Linked DNA regions of Homo sapiens: region 1 is linked to region 2. Evidence: read pairs that join two places in POLR2A ChIA-PET (ENCODE). Cell type or tissue: PC-3. All regions are shown on one strand. Each heading gives the region's core, and the rest is flanking DNA. Links, peaks and the distances in the headings are about the cores only.

Region 1 (10,645 bases), core at 1,774-9,773, 300 kb before region 2:
AACAAAGAATCATCTGGCACAATATATATAACAGGATTCTATTCCCTGCCTCCTCCTCTTATTTCTTGAAGGAACCAGGTCATTTGACCCCTAGAGTTTATCACATTCTGGATTTTGCTGAAGGCTTCCCCGTTTTGCCTTGGAACATGTTTCTCATTCCCCATACTTTCCGTAAGTTATGAATAAAGACAGAACACATGAAAGTACTAAGCCAATAGAGAATATTGAAACATCAAAATTTCCGTGTGAAAATGTGAATCAAGTGGTTGAGTCATAGGAGGGCCTACGGGTTTTTTATTTTTATTTTTTTTTTGAGAGTTCATCCCTCTTGCTTTTGCAAGAACAAGGACATTGAGGCCTGGGGAGGTAACAGGAGTTGGCTAAGTTCAAAATCAAATTTCCTGAGTCTCTGCCTCTTTGAAATTTGAGATATAGCTCTATTTTTTGAGAGATAAAGTCTTAATCTGATTAAGGTTTGATATTTTTGGCTAGAATATTTTGTAAGTGGTGATGTGTACTGGCAGTAGAAGGCATGGAATATCGGGTTGTCTTTTTTGCTAGCAGCCATTGATGATCCTGGCCTAAAGCCTTTATTTCATTAGGATTTGCTCACCAATGTTTTAAATAGTTCATTTCTTCCTATTGAAATATTATTTAATGAAAATATCTTTACTTTTTTGACTATGAAGTTAATGTTTAATTTTTAAATTTGTATTTAACAATATAAATACATGTTTAGTTTTTTTGGGATGGTAATACCAGCCCCTGAAATAACTGCTCTAAAACTTTGGCTTATATTTTTCCACACTTTTTAGTTATATATACATATGTGCGAAGTGTGATTAGATAATACATGTAATATGACAATTTTGCCATTTTCATTTTTATTTAATAATATATAGGAAAAATATGTTCATGTCTACTACATGCATATCTACTGTCTTCCTCTTTTTTTCCACATTATAAGATTCCATATATAAGAAATACCCAAGATAGGTAAATCCATCGTGACAAAATCAGATTAGTGGTTGTCCAAGACTGAAGTGGAGCAGAAGAGAAATGGCTGCTTAATGAATACAGGTTTCCTTTGGGGATGATAACAGTCAGCAGCACCAACTCACCACTATGTGAGTGTCTGTCTCAAAAGTGAGTCCTCTAGGCCCACTCCAGCTCATGCCACCAGGAGAAAAGACAATTGTTCTAACTAAGTCCTACCAAATTTACGGATTCATGAGCAAATTTTTTGTTGTTGATTTAAGCCACTAAATTCAGAAGCATTTTGTTAGACAGCAATAAATAACTGCATTCCTCATTATTATTCTTTCCAAATTTTATTTTCAACATTCTTCATATAAAATTTATTATCAATTTTGTCAGTGGTGGATTCTGATTGGCATTTTACTCAATATATAGATTATTTGTGGAGAAAGTTGATATCTTTATCATCTTTCCTCCAAAAAATACTGTATGTGTTTCTTCATATATTGTTTTGTATCTTTCATGTATGTTTCATAATGCTCTTTATAGAAATGTCTTCCTAGACACTTTTTAGTTTTTATTGCTATTGTAAATCTTGAATATTTTTGTACCAATTATACATAACTGAATAACAAAATCTAAAATTTAATGGTTTAAAACAATACCCATTTATTTGTTCAACATTTTGTTAATTGGACATTTGAACTAAGCTCAGCTAGGAAAAGGGCACTTTTTCTGGTCTAACCAGGGTCATTGATACAGATGTAGTCATCTGGTGGTTTCACTGGCAATAGATTTCCTAGCATGGCTTTACTCATATGTCTGGTGTTGATGCTGGCTATTAGCTGATTAGTTTAGTGGGTATCAGCTGGTTAAGCTCATTTCTGCTTCGCATGGCCTTTTATCCTAGAGACTAGAGGATAGTATTGGACTCATCCAGAGGACTCTAGACTAGATACTGCAGTTCTTCACATCATGGAATAGTGTTTCAAAAGAACCAAAGTGAAAGCTGCAGGACCTCTTGAAACTGAGACTCAAAGCTACATAGCCTCAATTCCCACACATTGTGTTAGTCAAAGCAAGTCCAAAGCCAGCCCAGATTTATGAGAGTGTAGAAATCAATGCCACTGCTCATGAAAGGAGCTGAAAAGAATCTGTGGTTATCTTTAATATTCCACATTTATCCATCACATATATAATTTGCTATGTAAGAGAAAGTTTTTTATTTGTACACAGTAATCTTAAAATGTACCAATGAGTTGAGCTTCTTTTTACCTTGAATATTTTAATGTATAGTCTCTTGGCTATTCTATTCATAAAATCCTATCATTTGAAAATAATGATAGTTTTTTCTTCCTATCTATAACGAACATTTTTGTTTTATTTTCTTGCTTGTTGTATCGGCTAGAATCTCCAAAACTGGTGATAATGAAAATAGTTTCATCTTATTTCAGACACTAGAAAGAATATCTTTAGGTTTTAAATAGCTAATATAATTTTTAATATTGACTCCTAATAGGTTTCTTCTTTTTTCCAACCAAGGACATGAAATTCAATTAATCAAAACTCTTGGGTCATGATACCATTCTCATTATTGGACCATGAACAGCTCTTTTTTCTGTTTACTTTAAGGATGTTTCTTCTATTTTTACTTCATTAAGGGTTTAACAGTAGATATTGGACTAAATCAAATTCCTCTTCTACATCTACTAATATGATTTTCCTCCTTTAATATATTATTAGATTACTTTTCATTGTGCTATGTCCCTGGACTAAATCTTACTTGGTCACTGGAATTATTAGTAGCATATTTATTTTTATTTTTATTTTTATTTTTATTTTTATTTTTATTTTTATTTAGAGGGAGCCTTGCTCTGTTGCCCAGGCTGGAGTGCAGTGGCACGATCTCAGCTCACTGCAACCTCTGCCTCCTGGGTTCAAGCGATTCTCCTGCCTCAGCCTCCCAAGTAGCTGGGATTACAGGTACCCACCACCACGCCCAGCTAATTTTTGTATTTTGGTAGAGGTGGGGTTTCACTATGTAGGTCAAGCTGGTCTCAAACTCCTGACCTCAAATGATCCGCCCACCTCAGCCTCCCAAAATGCTGGGATTACAGGCATGAGCCACAGCGCCCGGCCATAGCATATTATTTTATAACTGATTTGCATGTATTTGTTTAGGGTCTTTTTCCATTTATAATTTTGCATGAGATTTGTTGTCTTTTCATGAATGGAGTTTACATTGGTATTGTGATTTTTTTTTTGAAAGTTCATAGGATTTTGGGTCTGAAGACTGAGTTATAACCACTGTTCTTCTACTAATAAACTGGTCAAGTCACTTAACTTCTTCCTCCAATTGTAATAATGTCTACTTACCTATTTGACAAGTTATCACAAGAAACAGATGAGATAAAGTATATGAATGTTCTTTACAACATACAAGGCAAAACGGCTAGTTATTATTTCAGCAAGCAATAATTCAAAATAACAATAGTTAGCATTACTGAATGCTTGCTAATACATGAGGTTTTGTGCTGTGGACTTTACATGAATCATCTTATTTAATCCTCTCAATAAACAATGAGACAGATACTCTTATTAGGTTAACAACCATAGGATTTAAAAAATTAATAATATGATTAAGGAATTTAATTGTTGAATTCTTAAGTCAGGTTATATCAATTAGAAGTCTGTCATCCTCTGTTTTCATTTCTTTCCTTCGTGACCTTCTCCTACGGTGTATAGGCTATGCTGTTTGCTCTTGCAAAACTACTCCTTATACTGCTTTGTGACTGGGAATCCTGGCTTGTATAGACAACATCAATGGATTTCCATGTTCTCTGACTCTGATTGGGCTCAGCTGATAGATATCACAAGCCACTGTACCTGTATTTTATGCTTAGGAAAAAATTCAAGAAGACAAGCTTGAATTTGTAGTATGTCCAAAAGCTACATAACCTACCTTTCTCATCTGTTCTATTTTTTTCCTGGTTTTCATTACTGCTCCTCTTTAAGACTTACATCTTCAGAAATGTAGATAGGCATAGTTATGAAATTATGTTCTTTTTTAAAACTACATATCAAGGTGGGGTATGGTGGCTCACAGTTGTAATCCCACCACTTTGGGAGGCCAAGGTGGGTGGATCGCTTGAACCCAGGAGTTCGAGACCAGCCCTGGCAACATGGTGAAACCCTATCTCTACAAAAAATACAAAAATTAGCCAGACATAGTGGTGCACGACTGTGGTCCCAGCTACTCAGAGGGCTGAGGCAGGAGGATCATTTGAGCCCAGGAGGTCGAGCCTGCAGTGACCAGTGATCATGCCACTGCACTCCAGCTTAGGTAACAGAGCAAGAACTTGTCTCAAAAAAAAGAAAAAGAAAAAAGAAAAAAAAGAAAAAACATATCAATATAAGCCTGGTTGTTTTTCATCACAGCATTGATTCTTAGATAATTACTTTTAAATTCTGAACTTCTCTGTAATTTTAGAGATATGGTGTAGCTCCAAATTAGATATTAAAGATCAAGTGCTTTGCTACCACAAGATGTATGGTGGATAGAATAAGGGGTAATAGTATACTATTGGGTTGGTGCAAATGTAATTGTGAATTTTTTTCCATTACTTTCAATGGCAAAAATCACAATTACTTTTGCACCAACCTAATATAATCTTCCCTGGCCAAGCCAAAGATTCTTTGTGACCTCGCATTTTTAGAAGGCACAGAAAAGCCAGAGCATTTTCAGAGGAAAGGGATCCAACTGGCAAGAAAACATACAAAGAATAATAGAAAGTTCTGCATGTGCTTAACCTGGAAGATAGAATTTTGAGGGGGAGCAGGAAAAGAGAGTTGACTTCAATCTTGAAAGGTGGCCACATTAGAAGGTAGTTATGTTTGTTCCATATGGCCATTGTGAGTATTACAGGAACCTTTTGGGTAATAAATAAAAAGTGACTGTTGTTAGCTCAATACAAGCATGGTTTGAGCTCAAGTCTAACATCACAGGAGTCAGATCTATCTAGTAAATTAAAGGGACATGTCCAAGTCCCATTTGCAAGAAAAATTAAGGAACTCCCTGGATGTCATTTCATTGTAAATAAAGAGGTCAGTGGGCACAAAGCTGTCAACCCAAACACAAAGCCTTCTTTAGCTAAGGGAGAGTGGACTCAGAAATGCACGGTGAGGTCTCCTGATTTAGCCTCTTGATGAACTCATGACTGCATGTTCAGCAAGAGAGGTGGGGAGGTAGATGGTTTAGTGCCATAAATAATAACCAAAAGTACCATTTTCACTAGCAAGTCTACAAGACTTTGGGGCAAAGTGGCTCTGGGTTGAAGCCATACTGACTAAAAGTTATTTAAAAGGGAAAATTTTTTTTTCTACTGACTCACAACACAGGAAAAGAGCAACAGGACAAGAAACAAACAGAGGCTGCTTCATGGTAACTGAACATGACTCACTGAGCGCATGTGAAACATTCCCTGGATACACCTCAACAAGCTGGGAGTTGAAGGACATTTTAGGTATTATCAGGGGAGGTATGAAAAAACCAAACTCAGGTTACTTAAAGAGACTTATCCACCAGTGTGAAGTATCAAAACATGAAATAAGCGACCTAGAGAATACACTCTCGGGGTTAGGAGGAACATGTCTTCATATCTAGCCCAGCACTCCCATACAGTGGGCTCTTAATAAATATTTACTGAATGGAAATTTAACTTTTCTTTTTAAAATATTTTATTTTAATTTTTATGGGTACATAGTAGTTGTATATATTTACAGGAAACATGTACTATTTTGATACAGGCATACAACGTGTAATAATCACATCAGGGTAAATGGAATATGTATCAACTCAAGCACTTATCCTTTCTTTGTATTACAAGCAAACCAACTGTACTCTTTCAGTTATTTATAAATGTACAATAAATTATTGTTGTCTATAGTCACCCGGTCTATGATCAAATACTGGATCTTATTTATTCTAAATATAATTTTGTACCCATTAAAAAATGTCCCCCCTCCACCACCTCCCTACTCCCCTACCTTCACCCCACCCTCACACTGTCCTTCCCAGCCTCTGGTAACCATCATTCTACTCTCTATCTCCATGAGTGTAACTGTTTTCATTTTCAGCAACCAAAACTGAGTGGGAACATGTGAAATTTATCTTTCTGTGCCCAACTTATTTCATTCAACATAATGATCTCCAGTTCCACTGATGTTGATGCAAATGACAGGATCTCATTCTTTTTCTTTTCTTTTTTTTTTGAGACGGAGTCTCACTCTGTTGCCCAGGCTGGAGTGTGCAGTGGTGCAATCTTGACTCACTCCTGGGTTCATGCCGTTCTCCTGCCTCAGCCTCTGGAGTAGCTGGGACTACAGGCACCCGCCATCACGCCCGGCTAATTTTTTGTATTTTTTTTAGTAGAGACGGGGTTTCACTGTGTTATCCAGGATGGTCTCCATCTCCTGACCTCGCCTGTCTCAGCCTCCCAAAGTGCTGGGATTACAGGCATGAGCCACCGTACCCAGCCAATCTCATTCTTTTTAAAGCTAAATAGTACTCCATTGTGTAAATGTATCACATTTCCTTTATCTATTTTTCTGTTCATAGACACCTAGGTTGCTTCCAAATCTTGGCTATTGTGAATAATGCTGAAATAAATATAGCAGTGGAGATGTCACTTTAGTATACTGATTTCCTTTCTTTTGGGTGTATACCTAGCAGTAGGATTGCCTAATAATATGTTATCTCCATTTTTAGCTTTCTGAGAAACCTCCAAACTGTTCTCCATAGTGGTTGTACTAATTTACATTCTCACTAATAGTGTACCAGGGTTCCTGTTTCTCTGCATCTTCGTCAGTATTTGTTATTGCCTGTCTTTTGTATAAAAGCCATTTTAACAAGGATAAGATGATATCTCATTGCAGATTTCATTTGCATTTCTCTGATGATCAGTGATGTGCCTTTCATCAGTGCCTTTTCACATTCCTATTTGCCATTTGTATGTCTTCTTTTGAGAAATGTCTATTAAAATCTTTAGCCTATTTTTAAAATGGATTATTAGTTTTTTCCTATAGAGTTGTTTGCGCTCCTTCTATATTCTAGTTATTAATTCCTTGTCAGATGGATAGTTTGCAAATATTTTCTCCCATTCTGTGTGTTGTCTCTTCACTTTGTCGATTATTTTCTTTGCTGTTCAGAAGCTTTTTAACTTGATGTGATTCCATTTGTCCACTTTTGCTTTGGTTGCCTGTGTTTGTGGGGTATCATTCAAGAAATCTGTGCCCAGTCCAATGTCCTGGAGAGTTTTCCCAAAGTTTTCTTTTCCTAGTTTCTTAGTTTGAAATTTTAGATTTAAGTCTTTATCCATTTTGATTTTATATTTGTGTGCAGCAAGAGATAGGGGTTTAGTTTCATTCTTCTGCATATGTCTAGTTTTCCCAGCACTGTTTATTGTAGATGTATGGATTTGTTTCTGGGTTCCCTGTTCTGCTTTATTGGTCTGTGTGTCTGTTTTTATGCCAATACCATGCTGTTTTGTTTACTCTAGTTTTGTTGTATAAATGGTCAGATAATGTGATTTCTTCAGTTTTGTTCTTTTCACTCAGGAGAGCGTTGGCTGTTCTGGGTCTTTTGTGATTCCATATAAATTTTGGGATTTTTGTTTCTGTTTCTATGAAGAATGTCATTGGCATTTTGATAGAGATTGCACCGACTTTAACAATGTTGATTCTTCCAATCCATGAACATGGAATATCTTTCCGTTTTTGTGTCCTCTTCAATTTCTTGCATCAATGTTTTACAGTTTTTATTGTAAGGATTTTTTACTTCTTTAGTTAATTCCTAGCTATTTAATTTTATTTGTAGCTATTGTAAATGGGATTACTTTCTTGATTTCTTTTTCAGATGTTCACTGTTGGCATATAGAAGTACTACTGATTTTGTACATTAATTTTTTATCCTGCAATGTTACTAAATTTGTTTATCAGTTCTGATAATTTTTTGGTGGAGTATTTACATTTTTCCAAATAAAAGATCGTATCATCTGTAAACAAGGGCAATTTGACTTCCTTTCCAATCTGGTGCCCTGTGTTTTTTTCTCTTATCTGATTGCTCTAGCTAGAACTAACAGTACTATGTTGAATAACAATGGTAAAAGTGGGCATTCTTGTTGTGTTCCAGATCTTAGAGGAAGGACATGAAGTTTTTCCCCATTCAGTGTGATACTAGCTGTGAGTCGTCATATATGGCTTTTCTGTGTTGAGGTATGTTCCTTCTATACCCAGTTTTTTTAGAGTTGTTATTATGAAGGGATGTTGAATTTTATCAAATGCTTTTCAGCATTAGTTGAAATGATCATATGGTTTTTGTCCCTCATTCTGTTGATATGGTGTATCACATTGATTGATTTGCATATGTTGAACCACCCTGGCATCCCTGCTTTAAATGCTACTTGGTCATGATGAATAATCTTTTTCATATGGTGTTTAATTTGATTTGCTAGTATTTCATTGAGGATTTCTGCATCAATGTTCATCAGGGATAGTGGCCTGTAGTTTTCTCTTTTTGACGTGTTTTTGTCTGGTTTTGGTATCAGGGTAATATTGACCTCATAGAATGAGTTTGGAAGTATTCCCTCATCCTCTATTTTTCAGAATAGTTTAATTAGGGTTGGTATTAGTTCTTTTAATGTTTGCTAAATTTCCAGAGTAAAACCATACAGTCCCAGACTTTGCTAGGTGATATGATTTGGCTGTATCCTCACCCAAATCTCATCTTGAATTGTAGCTCCCATAATTGCTGTGTGTTGTTGGAGGGACCTGGTGGGGGAAAATTGCATCATAAGGGTGGTTTCCCACATGCTGCTTTCATGGTAGTGAACAAGTATCATGAGATCTGATCATTTTATAAGGAGTTTCCCCTTTTGCTTGGCTCTCATTCTCTCTTACCTGGTGCCATATAAGATGCCCCTTTGCTTTTCCTTTATAAATGACCAGTACCAATTTACTGTATTATTCTGTTCTCATGCTGCTAATAAAGACATACCCAAGATTGGGTAATTTATAAAGGAAAGGTGTTTAAAGAATTCACAGTTCCACATGGCTGGGGAGACCTCACAATCATGACAGAAGATGAAGGAAAAGCAAAGGGGCATCTTACATGGTACCAAGTAAATGTGGAAGCGAGTTTGGAACTGGATAACAGGCAGAGGTTGGAACATTTTGGAGGGCTTGGAAGAAGACAGGAAAATGTGGGAAAGTTTTAAACTTCGTAGCCACTTGCTAAATGGCTTTGACCAAAATGATATGGACAATGAAATCTAGGCTGAGATGGTCTCACCTGCAGATAAGGAATTTGTTGGGAATTGAAGTAAATGTGACTCTTGCTCTGTTTAAGCAAAGAGACTGGTGGCATTTTGCCCCTACCCTAGAGATGTGTGGAACTTTGAACTTGAGAAAGATGACTTAGGGTATCTGATGGAAGAAACTTCTAAGCAGCAAAGCATTCAAGAGGTGATTTCAGTGCTGTTAAAACGCATTCAATTTTAAAAGGAAAACAGAGCATAAAAGTTCAGAAAATATGCAGCCTGATGATGTGATAGAAAAGAAAAACCCATTTTCTAAAGAGAAATTCAAGCTGGTTTCGTGAGCTGGGCCCAAGCCTCTCTGCTGTATTCAGCCTAGGAACTTGCTGTCCTGCATCCCAGCCACTCTAGCCATGGCTGAAAGAGGCCAAGATATGGCTTGAGCAGTGGCTTCAGAGGATGCAAGCCCCAAGCCTTGGCAGCTTTCATGTGATGTTGATCCTGAGGATGCACATAAGAACTGAGGTTTAGAACCTCAGCTTTGATTTCAGAGGATGTATGGAAATGCCTGGATGTCCAGGCAGAAGTTTGCTGCAGGGGCAGAGCCCTCGTGGAGAACCTTTGCTAGGGGAGTGTTGAAGGGAAATGTAGAGTTGAAGTCCCCACACATAGTTCCCACTGGGGCACTGCCTAGTGGAGCTTTGGATCACCATCCACAAGACCCCAGAATGGTAGATCTACTCACAGCCTGCACCATGTGCCTGGAAAAGCCTCACTCAATGCCAGCCCATGAAAGCAGCCAGGAGGGAAGATGTACCTTCAAAGCCATAGGGATGGAGCTGCCCAAGACCATGGGAACCCATCTCTTGCATCATCAACATGACCTACTTGTTAGACATGGAGTCAAAGGAGATCATTTTGGAGCTTTAAGATTTGACTGACTTGTTGCATTTCAGACTTGCATGGGGCCTTTAGCTTCTTTGTTTTGGCCAATTTATCCCATTTGGAATGGGTATATTTATCCAGTGCCTGTACCCCCATTGTATCTAGGAAGTAACTAACTTGCTTTTGATTTTACAGGCTGATAGGTGGAAGGGACCTGCTTTGTCTCAGATGAGACTTTGAACTGTGGATTTTTGAGTTAATGCTGAAATGAATTAAGGATTTGGGAGGCTGTTGGGAATGCATGATTGGTTTTGAAATGTGAGGACTTGAGATTTTGGACAGGGCCAGGAGTGGAATGATATGGTTTGGCTGTGTTCCCACCCAAATCTCATCTTGAATTGTACCTCCCATAATTTCCACATGTTGTGGGAGGGACCTGTTGGGAGAGAATTGAATCATGGTGGCAGTTT
Region 2 (10,645 bases), core at 1,586-9,585:
TTCCCACAGACGCCTATGCTTTGGTTCATGCTGTTTGTTTCTTTCATCTGCCTCTCCTCCCTTTATATGAACATCCAAATCAACTATTCAGAAGATACAGTTCAAATGCTCTACCTTGAATCCTCCCCAGTCAGAAAGAAATGTCCCTTCTGAATCTCTTTTTAAATGCTATTTAACATAGTTTACCTAATAAAGTACATGCCATGTCTCTCACGTAAACATCTTAAGGCTAAGAAATGTCTTATATGTCTTAGCCTCAAATTATTTACATCTTTGCACACACACACACGCACACACAAACATACTTGCTAGATACTGGTTCAACTATGAGAGAATTTGGGATTAAGAGAGAACATAGAAGCTCACTTGGGTAAAGCTCACTGTAGGGCTATGTTCAGTGGGAGTACATCATTTCTGCTGTTCTGGTTAACAAGTTGCATTTGCAAAGCAAATTACCCAAGATTTTGTTATACGAAAGAAGAAAAGTATGTGCAGAAATGAAACTAAAGTGGATTCTTGTGAGTCATGGTCTTCTAAAGGTTGTGAAGCCCCAAATATTGCACACAGCATTTGTGTGTATACATATATTTGCATTTTCCAGGGAAAGGATTCATAGCTTTCACCAGATTCTCAAAACAGCTGTAAGAACTAGAATATATGTGCAATAATTGTAACAACATACTGACAGATATTGATGTGTTTGTTCTCACACGTCAAAATGGCTTGCTGGCAAAGGGAAGAACCTTTCCCAGGTTTACATCTCTCTAAGGATGATCCTGGTAATCTCCAAACTGTTATTCCTATGATTCACTGCTCCCACTTAGCTTTTTTTTTTTTTTTTAAGCATCTAAACATGTGAATGATCGACAGCATCTATTAAACTTCCATGATAATTTCAAAACCTAACAGACTTCTCCTAGTAAACTTAGCAAATAGATTTTGATGTTAAATCTTGTATACTTTCAGGAAACATGTTCTCCAAAAAACCCAAATTAACATAAATTAACTAACTCAAAGGTATTTAAAATCATCAATAGTACTTTTTCTATCTAGGGAAATAAGGCACTAGGAAAAGAAAATGCATGTAAGACAAATAATATTAGTGAATTAGTTTATTTAAAACCATCAGTTTTTCCAATGTGAATGGACTGGTTCATATCACACCATATTTAGAGATACAAGGTGATTATAACTAACGTGTCTACAAGACATACTGGGTCAAACAATGTGATCAATCCAAAGGGTATCTTTTTAAAAAGAATTTAAGTACTCAGCTGCAAAGATAAGTTCACTAATGAGATTTTCTTTTTTTTTTTTTTTAAAAAAAAAAGGTTTTTAATGAGTCAAATTTATTACAAAAACTTAGTGTGTAATCAAAGCCAAATACATTCCTCAGGCATGCCAGCGGCAAGCAAAATAATGTTAATAGAATGTTATTAAAAAATAAAACTTTTTCTGAATGATATATATAAAACATCATGGCACATTATCATCATTTGACAACAGAAAACAGGAAGATATGTTTCAATACTGACTTTTTGTTGTTTCAATAAAGGTAAAAAAACAAAAATTTCAACAGAACACATAAATTAGAAATTCTAGAGGGTAAGCCATAAAGAGGTGTTCTCTTCCATGCAACTGCCAGCCGGGCATGGTGGCTCACTCCTGTAATCCCAGCATTTTGGGAGACTAAGGCAGGCAGATGGCATGAGCTCAGGAGTTCAAGACCAGCCTGGGCAAGGTGGCAAGATCCTGCCTGTACAAAAAATAAAAAATTAGCCAGGCGAGGAGTGCACACCTGTAGTTCCAGTTACTCAGAAGGCTCAGGTAGGAGGATCACTTGAGCCCAAGTCAAGGCTGAAGTGAGCCAAGATCATGCCACTGTACTCCAGCCTGGGCGCCAGAGCAAGACCCTGTCTCGGGAGAAAAAAAAAAAAAAGCATGCAATTCCCTACAAATAATGTATAATTTCAATGCATGAGAAAAAGCATCTTTACAATTCGAATATATCTTTCAGCCAGTAAAGGAACAACTCCGTAACTCCCCATCTGCTTTATCTACAAAGACTTAGTGATTACACAATAAAAACTCCTTAGTAAGAATTGTAAAATTTTTTTAAATAGCAACAATTCACTTGTTCTTTTCTATTTTATGGACTTATACATTTCAAATATGACCATGTTAACAACCAAGTATGTACAATATTTTTAAGGACAAAAATAACAATTATATACAGTTTGCAAAGATCAAATTCTAACCATGGACACCTTTCATCTAGTCCAATGACTGAAGCCTGTCCAACGCCAGTAACTCCCAGGGACTAAGGCCAAATGAAGCCTCAATGCTGTATTTACCTTTTTCCTTTCACATGCTTTTTCTTAAAGAAACATTTACAATTTACCTGCTTTGAAACTGTCAATAGCTATATTAATAATGTTTTGTGCCACAAATCAAAGTCCTTTCCTACTCAAAAGCTACTGTTAATTGAAGGCAATGTTACCATTGAGATCAAATTCAGATGTCTAGATCCCAGATACCTGGGTATGAAATATGCAAATCTGCCAAGAGAAATTAGATATTTTTCTTCTTTTCTTTTAATATAACCCACTATATAATAGTGAACTAAATATGTTTGTTTCATAGAAACAACTTACATTTGCCAATATAAGGCAAATGGTCTATGTACAGATACATCAGGACTGCCTAACTGACAGTGAGTGTTGCTAGCCAGGCTCCAAGCTAATGGAGCTAATACGGTGGAGCTCTCTGCTGAATGGACTTTCCCTTCAGGATACGTCGGATCTGGAAGAGAAACAAATAAAATTTGTGAGGTTTATTTCTTATGGCCAATGTGGTGTATTTCCTTCTGAGTTTCATTCCTTTCTTATACCATCTACACTACTCCTATTAACTTGTAAGTATACGAAGAAATACACACAATATTTCTCAAGATTTTGAGGTGACTTTTAAAAATACTAAACTCCTTTTAAACTTATTTCAGATCTCTTATAATAATCTTTGAGTTCAAGAAAGTAAAACATCTCCACTAAAAATTATCTGAAGTTGAAAATCTCCATAAACTTAACACCTATATTCTTTTCCTAATCTTTACTCTTGCTATTTGTGAGAACATTTAACATAAGACAGTAATTAAGGCATATTATAATATCTCACTTATCTTGAAGTCAGCCTCAACTAACAGGAACAGAAAACCCACATTTTATGATACACACACAAGTAAATCCTTAATACCATTCAAGTCAAAACAGCTGTCATGATATCCAAGTATTAAAGCATCTACACGTAACTTCATGGATCACAGAAAAGATCCCGGCTCATTCAGAGTGATTCATTTTACATCCCAGTCTGACAAATTTTATTTTCTATCTCTCAGCCTCCAGCAGATTAGAAGCAACAATTTAGATGAAAGGCGATTGGGGTAGGGGATACAACTGATAGCTGCTAGAAGGAAACACACGACCACAGTATGACAATAAAAGCCAGGGAAAAGAGCCTCTACCTGCCCAACACACACAAAATACCAAAGCAAAAAGGAGATAATCTGGGAACATTTAATGAAGAGTTAAATGGCTTAATATCTCAATGATCCCTGAGAGCATAGTTATATGACTGCACACCACAAACAGTGAAGTAGAAGCAAATACTGGGCTTAGGACTCTGCCTTTTACAAGTTAATGATGGTTCTGGTCCTTGGAACCTCTCTGAATATCAATTTTCTCAGTTGAAACTTGAAACTTGTAAAGTTCTTCTAACTATTAAATGATATACATGAAAACTTTTTACAAACTATAGAAATATTCTTTCTAAATTACAAAGAGCTCTATAAATAGGGGCTACTATAACATTATGGTCATAATGACAGCTCAGAATCAAAGAAAAAGCTAAACTGCATTCCACGTATTTTATTTTGTGATTAGTAAAGTATGTAATGACCTACCCACAGCCACAATCCCCCTCATTCCTCCCAGGAAAAGAGTTCCATCAAAAACATTTTAAGTTCTTGAAAGAATAAGTTCTTGTTATCTAAAAAGTTTACTCATGAAACTATTCAATACTCAATGATAATATATAACCATATTTGATGAGTAAAGCATTAAATATGCTGTTTAAAACAAAATATTTCTAGGTTTGAAATTACATAAGTAATTTTTCCATTTTTTGTTCAGTATCACTTCATAGACAGAAATAATTCTAACTATTGATGTTCACTGATCTCTTACTCTGTACCCGGGACTATTGTGAGCACTCCACATGTAACAACTCATTTAATATCCACAATATTTGAAGGCTCATACATTACAAGACTAAGATTCTCTTTCCTTGGTATCTGCAGGAACCTTGGTATCTTCTCTTTCCGAACCTTAAACCATTCTGACTTACTCTAACCCTAAGTGTGTGTCACAGAATACTACCTGACCTCTAACCATTTTGAGTCTATGGATAATCCCTCAAATTTCTTAATTGCTGTTTCCAAACGAAGAGTAACTCCACAATGCTATGACAGCTACCGTGAGACACAGACACTGATAGAGTCCACCTGAAGAGCAACAGCTGGCCTTCGCCCTGCACAGCCTCATCTCCCTTTCTGTTTCAGACTGCAGTGCCAAAAAATACTTCCTCTCCCTCCTGTGCCTCTCACCTGTTCTCCCACAGGGCCATCGGGAACCAAATGCACTGGCTGTTCGTTCTCCAAGTTCCGAGTACTTGGGTCTGCTCCCTTCCTCATCAACAGGCGGACAGCATCTAATTGTGTCAACCGATACTGCAAGCTGGCAGCAACATGGAGGGCAGTGTTGCCATTGTAAGCCTGAAGACAAAGAAATGAATTATCAGACATCAGGAAGGGGGAAATTTCATGAAAGGAGCTCAAAAACTTTGAGAGGGTGTACAGAAGGCCATTCCAACTCTGGTGTACCTTTGCATTCACAAAAGACAGGCAACTGGGCAGCTCCAAAAAGAGGCGAATGAGTTCCAGATTTGCTTCTTCAGCTGCCAAATGCAGGGCTGTGCGGCCACTTTTGCGATCCTTGTCAAAGGCAAGAGGGAGGAAAAAAAAAAAAAAAAATCCAGATACTATGCCTCAGAATACACTTTTCACCCAGTCTCCTGAATGTCTGATTCAGCTTCAGAGACTCACTTTGAATGCTCCCTTCTCCAAAATGCCTTGCTTAATCCCAAGCTAAATGGAATCTTTTATTCCTCTTAAATTTCCTATTAATTTGTCTATATGCCTCTTGTCACAATGTACCTTTTTATACAGGGTGGCCATAAAATGTAGAAAAATAAATATTTTTAAATCCTATGTCATAACCTATCAGTAAACCATTTATTATGTATTCACCTACATTTCCAGATTTGGTAGCCTCCCTGTAGAGTTATATTTAGCTATATCTCTCACCTATTTTACTAGTCAGTAAGCCTCAAGGGTCCAAATGGTTTATGACTTAGGCATTTTTCCCCCATATACTCAGTGAATAAAACCAAAATTTTAAAAGAATAAACTATTTTCCAGCTTAAAAACCAGAAGATGAATTCCACATCCTACAACAATGAAGAAATCCTTACAAAAAGCACCTTTATTCTCAGTGTATGAAAATGGAAGCCAAAATGACAATATCAATTTCAAGCATTTTCTTTACCTTTCAAAGACTATTTATTTTATACCTAAATGACCTTTTGGATAATAATTCATGGATTTAAAGCAAATCAAGAAAACACATGAAATGATCTGTTAAAATCTGGGCTTCTTGGCCGGGCGCGGTGGCTCACGCCTGTAATCCCAGCACTTCGGGAGGCCGAGGCGGGCAGATCACGAGGTCAGGAGATCGAGACCATCCTGGCTAACATGGTGAAACCCCGTCTCTACTAAAAATACAAAAAATTAGCTGGGTGTGGTGGTAGGCACCTGTAGTCCCAGCTACTGGGCAGGCTGAGGCAGGAGAATCGCTTGAACCAGGGAGTCGGAGGTTGCAGTGAGCCAAGATCGCACCACTGCATTCCAGCCTGGGCGACACAGTGAGACTCTGTCTCAAAAAAAAAAAAAATTCTGGGCTTCTTAACCACCCATACATTGCTACTCACACCATTAATTTCAGAAAAAAAAGAAAGAAGTTTGAATCTGTACTTGGAAGCAAGGTCTTTTGCTATATAACCAGTTTCTCCCCTACCCCATCTTAAACCTTTTCTGTGAATTTACCTTCGCTTCCACCGCTGCTCCCATTTGAATTAGGCACTTAATGGTATCAACCAGACTCTTATTCTTCAGTAAAAGCTCCTGAACTTCAGGTGAATGAGGCTGTTGATTTCTCTGGAGTTCATGGACCACAGCATTGTGGGCTATGACTGCACAGTGAAGGGGAGTCAGGCCTAGAAGAAAAGTATAATCAAGCAGTGGTCAAGCATCCCATCAGGTCTTTTGGTCCTTCTATAATGACAAATGCTGAGGATGGCCTCTAACTTAACCTATAAATGGGCTCCACAAGAACTAGTAAGGCAATCTGAATATTGTCTCTTTTTGGGTCTAATTTTACCTACAGAATATTTTAGCTTTAATTACCTTCCTTCTTAGTATACTTAGCACCCTTAGACCTTATGGTTCCCCCTAAGTGGCTCTGAATCTAATAAAGTTTCAGTTGCTTACCATCATAGTTAGTTGCCTCAAGATCCACAAACTGATTACTTCCCACTGCTCCCTTCTGAATCGCCTGCAGATTTTAAAAACAGACATCTGTTAGCTACATAAGCTGCGCATATACCTATTAGAATCCCCAAGAAATGAATAAGTTAACTCAAAATAGATCATTGCAACAGGCAACCTATATCCGACTTCTAATATCCAACTCTATCTCTCTGGCCTTGCAATGATGGAAGCCTGGTTTGCTGCCTCTTACCTGAAGCACCTGGGAGTGGCCCTTCTCAGCACACACATGCAGAGGTGTTCTTCCCCAGCAGTCTGTGGTGTTCACCTGTGCCCCGATGTTCACCAGATCCTGCACAATGAGATGCTGATTGGCAGCCACTGCCACCTGAAAGGCACTCTGTGGATATCCAGAGGAAAAAAGATATTTTAAACATACAATGTTATCATAACAAGGAATATGAAACTAAACTATGACTGAGGGAAAAACCCACAGAGAGAAAATAAATCCTTTGAATAAGCAATCAGATACTGTAAGACAAGGAAACTAAAGTAAGCCTAGGGTGTGGCTTTATTACTCTCAGTGTTTGGTCAAACAGCTACAAAGTTAACATTAATAACTTCAAGGTTGATGGTAGCAAAAAGTCAACATCTCAAAGTTAATATTAACTAAACTCTCTTGATCTTGAGCTCTAAGATGATCTACACATAAGGCTGGTCATCATTCACTTCACCATGACCCCCTCTTTGCCATTTCAGACTCTGTCAAGGTCCTCACCTGTCCATTGTGCTCTTTAATATCCAGCATGTGAAGTGCATTCATCTTTCTTGCAAGAACATAGGAAAGTGCCCTTCTCCCTTGGGCAACAGCAATATGAAGGAACCTGGGGAACATGGAAAGGAAAGCGGGTGAATCACTTCTGATTTCACTAAGTTGTTCTTTTGAAAAAAAAAAAAAAATCTTCCTTTAGCCCCCTTTTTATATATTGGTACACTCAAATGAAACATTACAAAGCATAATTTGTCTTTTCTGCTACATTGATAATACACCCCAGTTGGAACAGGATGGGTTAGGCTATCAGAAATAAGAAAAAGAAGAATGTCAAGCACCATACTGATCAACTTAAATCTATTATTTTTAATACTCATAAAACCCCTATACAAGAGGTATTATCATTTTACACGTCAAGGAACTGAGACCTAAGGAGGTTAAATAACTTGCCCAAGGCCACAAAGACATCAGGACAGATTAAGATCAATCTACAAACCAACTCACAGTTTATCCCTAATCATGATCTAACTGTTTCTGTTCTATAGACATAGTCTACGCTGGTCTTCCAAACTCAATTAATCAAGAAGATACAGATATTTTTATCAATTTAGAACAGATTATCTGTTCAGCCAAAAAATTTTTTGAAGGAAAACCCTTTCTTGACATACTAGCTATCACTGAGTGGCGGTTTCTATCTACACCAGTCATCTTGGTTAGCCAACCACTAACTAAGGTATACCTTGTTATACCCTAGAAAAATTATATGCTCACTAGTCCAACAAGTGTGGCTTACCTAATTAAGAACATGAGATAAAAGAATACTCACGTGTCACCATCTGCATCCTTTGAAAGAAACTGGTCTTGGGAAATATTTGCCAATTTGCTTTCTTCCTGCTCCACCTGCCACTGAAAAAGTGATTTCCCTAACTGTGTGGTGTTCATTGGATTTCCCATGTTTGAGAATGGCAGTGAAGTGTTTGAAGAGTCAGAGGCCATCTCGTGCCCCACCATGGCCTCACAGGCGCTGCTGGGCATCATGCTGAAGCTGTGCAAGTGAGCATCATTTTGCTGCTGAACACTGGAGGAAGTCTGCATGGGATTAGCAATATTCTCAGATTCCCTTTGATCACCAAGAAGGGAAACTAAGCTTTGGTTTGGGCAAAACTGTGATTCTGGACCATCAAAGAGGTTTGGTTCATAAGCGGGGGACTGGGGAGGTATGGGAAAAGGACTGTATTCCAGAGTTGGTTTGTGGGTGTAGTGTGGCTGCTGCTCTACATGCTGGTTCTGTGGAGAATACTGGTACAGGGAAGCCTGGTCTATCATTTGTTGGGAGCCCCTGACTTGGAATGGTTGGCATTTCTGAGGTGGAGAAAAGACCTGCCCTCCATGGAAGTCCTGACACTGCTCTGCGGGGGAGCTCTGAGGGACCACCACGGGGTTCAGCCAGCTAACTTGAACTGTGTTCAGGGAAACGGGGCTGCATTCATTCTTAATGTTGATAATGTTCTGAAGCAGATCAGCACTGCTCTCCTGTTTGGGTTCATTGAGATGAACATCTTCCATGCTCTCCCCGGGCGTTGGTGTTTGAGGTGGTGTCTGGAAAGAAGGAAAATGCAACTTGCACACTCACTTCCTTCTAAAATTATCCCAGGAATAATTTCCAAAGGATAGTCAGAGGAAAATGGTGAGATACTTACCAAAAATTGGGAATGCAACAGAGCTGGCCTTTTGCAAGCAGGTCCATCAGACAACGAATCGGGCCCTTTCCTTTTCCCACTGTATGATACTGTGTTCTTCAATTCTGTACCCAAAGGAATACAGCCTCTGTCATCATTTTATTTTATAAATGTTACCCATAATTACACTCTATTATTTACTCCAAAGCCCTGAAAAAATTACAAATACAAGTAACTCTTACCTCTGAACTGTTCTATGTTCACACCTTGTGTCTATAAAGAAAAAAGTTTCCAATTTAGTGTATACAAAATGACTTCCTCTTAATATACATCAGTAAGTAGGCTTATCTCTACCACCCTTTATAGCTTACCATAAATCTCTGATATGGTTTTTCTATCAATATTGATTTTCTATATCAATTTTTATTCTATCTTGCGACTTCCTCATTTTCACTTTCACCTTAGCTCAACGCAGGTCAAGATGAAATTAATAAGACCATTTGATTTTTCCCTTTCTAGTTAAAATGTTCCATTTCAGTTGAGCCTCTGAACTTGCCTTCATTTATTTATTCATTGAGTTTCTCTTGCCCACCTACCAGGTGTCTGGCACTGGGCTAAGGAGGATACAACAGACCAGACAAATATGGTCTCTGTCCTATGGACTTTGTCATCTTATGAAAAATTTCAAGTGACTTACTTGATGACTGGACCTAGGTCATCATAATAACCCTGACAGACTAACCCCTCTCCCCAACTCTATACTCAAAACAGAAAAATAGATGTCACCTTAAAATCATCCACAGCTTGGCCAGAAGCCTTCTGTTTATGACTTCGGATGTGCAACAGGAGTTCCTTCACTGAGTTCTTTACCCGAACACCTTGAAAGGGGCCTCTCTGCTGCCTGCCAACCCCCATATGGGGCTCAACTGTTCAAAAGAAAACAAAACATATTCCTGGTTAAATATCTTCACAGACATAAACGTTAATAATCCCAAAAGTATAGCTGTTGCCTAATGTATAAAGTCCCCAAGCAGCACATTGCAAAACCTTTCCAACTTGCTCTGGTCAATCAATGGCCTTGTGAGTCCCGAGCTCTGCTCAAAGGTCCTAAGTTGCCTGATACCTTTCTCCACTGGGTACCCTAAGAAATTAAAGTTCATAAAAATTTGGTCAAGGATCCTCAGAGCCAATAGGTAAACCCAAATTAAGCCTCTCTATCTCTCAGCTCTAACCACCCATGAGAGTGGATCACATTTTTTTCTCAGCCCTAACCACCCATGAGAATGGATGACAGATTTTGCCATCCTGACTCTCATAGTTCTATAATTATTCTTGACTTTGGAAAAACTTTGGGGAGCAAGTGATAAATGATGCACTTTTAGCTTTTTAAACCAATGGTTTTATGTTCACATAGAAATTTTAAAGTCTATCAATTCCGCTTACCTAAGAAGGCACAAAACAACTTCTTTCAAAGATCTCTATGTACGAAAACCTGACAATTAACAACGTCTTAGATTTATGTCTTATTATTTCCTT

The links. ChIA-PET counts read pairs that join two places held together with the same protein. Peaks named below come from ENCODE experiments on the same cell type or tissue, not always from the same donor. Only the 100,000 strongest peaks of a DNase experiment are listed, where the experiment ranks them.
Region 1: POLR2A ChIA-PET joins it to region 2 with 14 read pairs; 12 of 35 experiments call an interaction of 5 or more read pairs at or near these places.

What each region holds. Positions count from the first base shown.
Region 1 is chr3:102,151,385-102,162,029 of GRCh38, reverse strand. No RefSeq gene overlaps it. Among named protein-coding and RNA genes, the nearest start is that of RDUR, 220 kb to the right of the region's middle. In PC-3, for the core only: no CTCF peak of the experiment used is centred there; DNase peaks (open chromatin) are centred at 3,519 and 5,429; H3K27ac peaks cover 3,419 bases.
Region 2 is chr3:101,851,475-101,862,119 of GRCh38, reverse strand. It overlaps NFKBIZ (NFKB inhibitor zeta), which reads right to left. Exons shown (of 12, transcript NM_031419.4): 2 at 9,896-10,035; 3 at 9,352-9,382; 4 at 9,131-9,234; 5 at 8,257-9,029; 6 at 7,437-7,542; 7 at 6,912-7,058; 8 at 6,662-6,725; 9 at 6,218-6,387; 10 at 4,937-5,047; 11 at 4,661-4,828; 12 at 1,098-2,802. The coding sequence ends at 2,749. Among named protein-coding and RNA genes, the nearest start is that of NFKBIZ, 7.3 kb to the right of the region's middle. In PC-3, for the core only: no CTCF peak of the experiment used is centred there; no DNase peak of the experiment used is centred there; H3K4me3 peaks cover 521 bases.